2 separate regions of the Homo sapiens genome follow, and region 1 is linked to region 2. A link is a contact called in ENCODE Hi-C data. All regions are on one chromosome and are shown on one strand. Each heading gives the region's core, a stretch centred on a gene start or an enhancer-like site at or near the end of the contact. The rest is flanking DNA. Distances are from core to core; before and after follow the strand shown.

Region 1 (3,432 bases), core at 774-3,273, 610 kb after region 2:
GAGTTTTTGGGTGGAGGGGCTGAGGCTCCCAGCCTATCTCAGATGGTGCTGAATGTGGCTGGAGGTTACGATTGCTTTGGTCCCACCACCCCTCAGAGGATGCCCTGCGCAGAGTCTTGGGTCTGACTGACCTCGGCAGCACCCAGCCCATAAGGTCCTGTTAATCAAAATCCTTGCTGGGGCCTGGGAGCTCCATGAGGGAAGGGGCCACATCTCCCACAGGTCTCGGGCTTCAGCACCCAGTACAGGAGCAGGTGTTCATGAACTGAATTATATATCTTTTGCATTAAAAAAAATTTTTTTTGAGACAGAGTCTCGCTCTGTTGCCCGGGCTGGAGTGAAGTGGCATGATCTCAGCTCACTGCTGCCTCTGCCACCCGGGTTCAAGTGATTCTCCTGCCTCAGCCTCCCGAGTAGCTGGGATTACAGGTGTCCGCCACCACGCCCGGCTAATTTTTGTATTTTCAGTAGAGATGAGGTTTTGCCAGGTTGCCCAGGCTGGTCTGGAACTGCTGACTTCAGGTGATCCACCTGCCTCAGCCTCCCAAAGTGCTGAGATTACAGGCGTGAGCCACCGGCCTTTTTTTGCATTTAAGTCGCACCTCCAGGGGTTGGGGAGCTGTATGCAGTGGTGGTTACATGTGTGGGCTGAGGCATGGAACTACACAACCTCTTGGGCCTGAGCTTCCCCTTGTTAAACTGGAATAACAATGAAGACGCCTTCCTCATAGGGTTGTTCCAAGAACACCATGAAGGAACGCATGCAAAGTGCTCAGGGAGTGCCTGACCCCACATACAGAGCACCCAGGGGCTGCCCTCTTCATCCCAGAGTCACTGCTCCCACTGTTTTCTGGGCTCTGGCCCCCCCTAAAATTTCACAGGCCGCTAACACAACACTACCTTCTGTCACAAAATGAGAGCTTTCTGGTGGGCTAGGGTAGGGGGAGATATTAACAGCCAACTTTAAAATCAGGCAGGAAAAAAAGGTGCCAAGGAGACAGGAAGTAATAAATGACTCCAGGTTGGGCAGGGCAGGCTGGGAAGAGGAAGTGGATTGGGTCTTGTTTAGGTAAAAGACTTCAGTGGCAGACAAAGGAGGAGTAATAAGATCGCTAGGGGGCCCGTGCCCAGCCCACCCACGCACAATCTCAGTCCTCGCAATACCCACAAGGTAGGTGCTAGGATCACACCCTTTACGGACGCGGCACCTGCGACAGGGATGCGCGAGGAGTCAGGGGGCCTCGCCGGATCGAACCTAAGCTGGGGAAGAGTATTTCTTGTATTTTTAGGAGAAATTCTCAGCCTCGGGGAAGAGTATTTCTTGATGAGGGAAGAGCGCGGGGAAGACACTCACGCACGCACAAACATGTGGGCGGCCATGGTGTGCCCAGCGCCGTGCTGGCTTCTGGGAACCCCCAGTGGACAAGACGGACAAGGTACCGGCTCTCAGGGGAAGTGGGAGCCAGTCACAAGCGTACCTAATTTCGGAGAGTGACAAGTACTCTGAAAAAGAAAGAAGGTAGGGCTGGTGACTGGCCAATTTAAGCGGGCAGGAGTCTGCTGGGGGACGGAGACCAGCCTCAGGTCTGGGTTGGGGACAGAAGCTGTGCCTAAGTGTGGTGCAGGATGCAGTTGCAAAGGAGCGCTTCCGATCGCACTTGATGCTCGCCACGTCCCTGCAAAGTGCTCCCGCCCCCTTTCTGCAAATGAGGAAACGGGACGCGCGGCTCGCCGGGCCAGGTAGGGCTAGGACGCGGACTCTAGGCCCAAGCGCTCCCCAGCGCAAGCCCTCCCCCGCACATCCGACCGCGCCTGCGCTGGAGACCCCGGGGGCGTGGCCTCCCCGGTGGGCGGGACCGTGGTCACCGAGGTGGGCGGTGCCAGAGGATCTGGCGGCGGGGCGGGGCGGGGCGCGCGTCCTGGCTTCGCCCTTCCCCGGGGCGGGGCCTCCGGGGACCGCGGGGCCGTTGGTTTCGGGACGGAACGTTCACGCGGCTGGGGCGGGCGCGCGGGGGAAGGGTTTGCGGCGGCGCCGCTGCCGGCTAACGCGGAGGGGCGCCTGGAGGCGGCGTGGCGTCCGCTCTGGCTCCGACTCCGGCTCTCGCTCTCGCTTCTAGCCCGCGTGCCTGCGCAGTCCCCTCCCCGAGAACCATCCCCTTGCCCCGCCCAGCGTCAGGGGTGCGCGGCCGCCGAGAGACCCCGGAGGCGTAGCCGGCTGCGGAGGCGAAGAGGTGGCAGCGCGAGCTGGGACCAGCGTCTCGGAGGCGCCGCAGGTGAGGGGGCGGGGCGGGCCCGCGGTCCCTGCATCCGGAGCCCCTGGGGACCCCGAGATCCTCAGGATCCGCCCCGGCCCCGGGGCCACCCCAGGACTCCCTCTCAGCTCTTCCCCTGGAGCCCCTGCCCCCGAGACCCCCTCAGGATCCGCCCTGCCCCTCCAGGCCCGCGAACCCCGAAACTCCAAGATTTTCTCTGGACTCCGAGACCCCCTGAGGACCCCGGCCGCTAGTGGGCCCTGAGAACTGTTGGTTCCGGAAACTCTCGAGGTTCCCTTGGGACTTGCTTCCAGCAACCTCCTCAGAAGCCCCCAGGCCCGGGGCATCTTCCTGTGGGGAGCCGTGGTTCCCAGTGTCCTTAGCCCCGCGAGACCCCGGGTCCCCGTGCCGCCCACCCTGAGGCTCCCTCTCCGACCTGATCTCAGGGCTAGGTTTCTCCAACTTGAGGTCCCTGGACCTGCGGGGCGTGGGTGGAAGTGTTCCCAGGTCTGGTGATAACTTAAGACGGTAACAGCGCGCCCGACGACCACCTCCTAAGCTGTGGTCCCCGCGCCTGCAGGTGCAGGGCCGGGTTTAAGTTTTAATGTTCTGCTGAGACTCAGGTGGCCCCACAGGACAGTCTATAGAGCAGGAGACCTGAGGTGGCCGAGGGCGGCCGAACCGGGGAGGGAGCGAGTTAGGGCACATGGGGACGCTTTTAGGTTGTCTCCTCCTTAATTTTTTCATTCAAGGAACTAACATTTTGTTTTTGAATGCCTGATAGGCTCCAGGAATTGACACTGGAAATAGAGATGAGACGGTCCCTGCTGTCAGGGCCTAGGGACCTGGGGCATAAGACAAGTAGGTCGTTTTTATCTGGAGGAAGCTGTGTCGTCGCTGGCAGGGAACCCATCTGGGTGGGCATGGGATTCTGGGAAGGGGTGGGTGTTAAGGAGGGCGTCTTAGGAGTCGTGGGGAGGAGATGCTAAGCAGCAGGTGAGCTGATTCTTGAAGGTTGAGCTAGAGGAGAAGTTTGCCAGGGTCATTCCAGGCAGAGTTTCAGGGGACAGCCAGTATGTCAAAAGGCAGAGAGGCTGCCACGGCACACAGTGTTGGAAGGCGGGAGGTGTGGCTGGAGCACACCTAATGAAGGTGGCGTGGGAGTGAATGCTAACTGCGG
Region 2 (3,389 bases), core at 399-2,898:
GTAGAGGCTGCAGTGACCACAGTGGTGCCACTGCATTCAACCTGGGCCAAAAAGTGAGACTCTGTCTCAAAAAGAAAAGAAAACGTGTACAGCACTTGACAGTTAGTTTATAAAGCACCTGTTGCTGCCTGTGGGCCCCAAGCTGCCTGTGAGATGAACCGTTCCATCCCGCTTTACTGATGAGCAAGTTTGTCTGTTTATGTCTCTGTCTCCCAAAGACGATGGTATTTATGTCTGGAACACAGGAGGTACTCAGGAGACACTGGTTGATTTGCACTAAACAAAGACTCTTCATGAGGCTCTCTTACTTTTTATTTTATTTTATTATGATGATGATGATTTTTGAGACGGAGTTTTGCTGTTGTTGCCCAGGCTGGAGTGCAGTGGCGAGATCTCAGCTCTCTGCAACCTCTGCCTCCCAGGTTCAAGCGATTCTCCTGTCTCAGCCTCCTGAGTAGCTGGGATTACGGGCATGCACCACCACGCCCAGCTAATTTTGTATTTTTAATAGAGATGGGGTTTCTCCATGTTGGCCGGGCTGGTCTTGAACTCCTGACCTCAGGTGATCCTCCCACCTCGGCCTCCCAAAGTGCTGGGATTACAGGCATGAGCCATCACCTCTCTCTTACATTTTATATGGGGCCCTCCCAGCTCCTGGAGCTGTGGCTGTCACCCCCCATCTGATGGAGGGGTCAGGTGAGCCTTGTGGGAATCCCAGAAGCTGGGGACTGGGAAGGGCCCTGTTCAAGGGGCTGGACGCTCCCTGTGGTGAAGCCCAACTCTACCATTTGTTGATTGCACAATGTTGGCACAATGTTGGGCAAGTTATTTCACTCTGTGAGCCTCAATGTCCTCAACTGGAAAATGGGGAGAAGAATAATCTCTACCTCACGGAAGTAGTTCATGTTAGTTCATGTGAAATCAGACATCTAAAAGTGCTCTGCGAAGCAGGCAGGAAGCACCGGCTGTGCCCTGCCTTCACTGGGATCACTCTGCCCCCACCACAGGGACTTGGGAAACTGCTTGGTTTTACCATCCAAGAGACCTGGGGGTGGGAGATAAGGAGCAAACCCTCTACTTCTTCAAGCCCTCACTCCAGCAAATCCTCCAGGCAGCCAGGCAATGCTGAAGTCCCTGTCCAAGGGGGTCTAGGCTGAGCCCGGGTGGAGTGGGTTCTTGGGCCAAGGTGCCTGGAGGGGACTGAAGGCCTCTACCCAAAGTCCTCATGAGAACTGGGTGGGGGAGCCTGTGTTCAGGTGAGGGGTACGGAGGCACCTCTGTGGCACAGCCTTTGCGAGGAGGGCTGTGGAGGGAGACCTCCGGGGCCGGGGTCGAAGGACATCGTGTGGGCGCGACCGCAGTGCTGGGCGGGGGGCGGGCGCTTGGGCTTGGGCCCTGCGTCCTGTGCGTGTTGGTTTCCTGTGGGCACGTGGGGCCCTCGGAAGAGGGGAGGAGGGTGAGCACGTCCTCAGAGGGCAGACCCAGCGAGGCGTCGTGGCAGCTGCGGCCGCGGAGACGCCGGCTCCGCCTCTTGCACACGCCCCCTCGCCTGAGGCCCCGCCCCGCCCGCGATGCCCCCGCCCCCTTCCCCGCCCCGCCCCCCGGGGCGCCGAGACCCGCCCCTGGGCCCGCCCCCGGGTCCGCCCCCGGCCTCCGTTTGCGCCGGGTCTGTGCTGGCCGCGCGCCTGGCGCTCCACGCTGAGCCTCTCCGTGCAATGATTAACCCGGCGGGGCGGCCGGCGCGGGACCCGAGACGGAGGCGCGGGGCCGGGGCGGGACCCCGCAGGACCGCTCGGCTTCCTGCTCTCGCCGGAGTTTCCGCGTAGAGGGCGCATCGCCGGCCCGGGGCCCTTGGTGCGGCGTGGCGCAGGGCGCGGCGTGGGGCGCGCGTGGGCGCGGCGCAGGCGGCCCGGGTCACCATGAGGACTCTCCGCAGGTTGAAGTTCATGAGTTCGCCCAGCCTCAGTGACCTGGGCAAGAGAGAGCCGGCCGCCGCCGCGGACGAGCGGGGCACGCAGCAGCGCCGGGCCTGCGCCAACGCCACCTGGAACAGGTAAGGCCGCGCCCTCCCGGCCACCCGGAGGCCCTGGAGCCGGGGGAGGGGACCCCTGAGCCGTCCGCGGGCTAGGGGCCGCCCCGAGCCAGGAACGCTGCCGAAGGCGGCGCGGCGCTTCACAGTTTGCAAAGAACTTGCCCCGCCGGAGTGGTGCGGGCCTGGAGGAAAGTTCAGTGCAGCGTGGTTCCAGAACCCAGGGAAGGGAGCGAGGCCCGCCAGCGCCCGGGGCTGGCCCAGAAGCGCCCGGCGGGTGGGCGGCGGGGTGGGCCGGGAAGCCGCGTGCCCGCCTCCTACCCGGGGTCTTTCCACGTCTCCACTGCGGTGCTCGTGACAACCTGGGAGGCTAACGGAGCAGGAAGTATTTTTCCCATTTTGCGGCTGAGCACGGGAGCCTCGGGGCTCAGTGGGTGGGTCGCGCAGGCTTCCTGTGTCTCTTTAAGCTCCCTTCGGCTTTCCCTTGAGAGGCCCCCTGTCCTCCAGCTGTCAGCAGGGGGTGCGGCAGCTGCGAGGCATTCTTTAGAGGACTCTCCTCCAGGGGTCATTCCCAGACAAGCAGGGGCCTGGGAAGCCCCTTCTCCCAGCTTTGTTTGAGGAGCAAGTCCGGGATCTGGAAAAGAGACGGTTTATTTAGTGGAACTCCCCAGCGTCTCTGCTCCCTAGGAAAATGAGAGGCAGGAGAAAGTGAGGCAGGCTGTTCGCGGGAGGCAGTGGACACTGTTCGGGGGAGGCTGTGGACACTGTTCGGGGGAGGCTGTGGACGTTGCCCCTCTCGCGCCCACACCTGGCAGTAAAATCTTGCCAGATGCTCCACCGGCTGTGGTCTTGGCCACCGGGAACCCGGCTGTCACTTGGACACACGTTATTTTCAGTTCATTGAATGCATTGTGAGCGTCATGGTGGGCTCAGGGCTGCCAGCGAGACCCTCTTCAAACGTGGTCTCTTCTGTCTCTGAGTTGCAAACTGCTAGAGGGCTGTCACATGCCTGCCTCCGTTTCCCTCTCCGTCAGTGGGTATTCGCATTCCTCCCTGTGGGGAGGGCTGGTGTGGGAACAGTGAAGGAAGGACTCCTGTTGGGAAATCTCCCTGACCCAACGACTGCACAGTGTCTTAAGAGCTGTGTTCTCCACCAGGCACGGCGGCTCACACCTGTAATCCTAGCACTTTGGGAGGCCAAGATGGGAGGATTACTTGAGCCAGGGAAGTCGAGGCTGCCATGAGCCATGATGCCACCACTGCACTCCAGCCTCGGTGACAGAGCAAGACCCTATCTCAAAAAAAAAGAAGAGCAGTGTTCTCCTCCAGTATTGAGATGAAAGCCATCTCTCTGTCCTTG

Evidence for each region. Hi-C counts contacts between places; a loop is a spot of excess contacts on that map. Pooled maps may share reads with other maps.
Region 1: a loop to region 2 is called in a map of CD4-positive, alpha-beta T cell, with 6 times the contacts of the local background. The contact joins the promoter of FAM118A here to the promoter of PRR5-ARHGAP8 in region 2. A Hi-C loop is called at or near these places in 2 of 168 maps with a recorded cell type or tissue (CD4-positive, alpha-beta T cell and naive thymus-derived CD4-positive, alpha-beta T cell), 1 of 37 single-sample maps with no recorded cell type and 9 of 50 pooled maps.

Annotation. Positions count from the first base shown.
Region 1 is chr22:45,307,911-45,311,342 of GRCh38, forward strand. It overlaps FAM118A (family with sequence similarity 118 member A), which reads left to right and starts at 2,024. Exons shown (of 9, transcript NM_017911.4): 1 at 2,024-2,273. RefSeq lists a silencer at 1,690-2,369 and an enhancer at 3,086-3,432.
Region 2 is chr22:44,700,556-44,703,944 of GRCh38, forward strand. PRR5-ARHGAP8 (PRR5-ARHGAP8 readthrough) reads left to right here and starts at 1,649. Exons shown (of 15, transcript NM_181334.6): 1 at 1,649-2,053. The coding sequence starts at 1,920. It overlaps PRR5 (proline rich 5), which reads left to right and starts at 1,649. Exons shown (of 8, transcript NM_181333.4): 1 at 1,649-2,053. The coding sequence starts at 1,920. RefSeq lists a silencer at 1,523-1,932.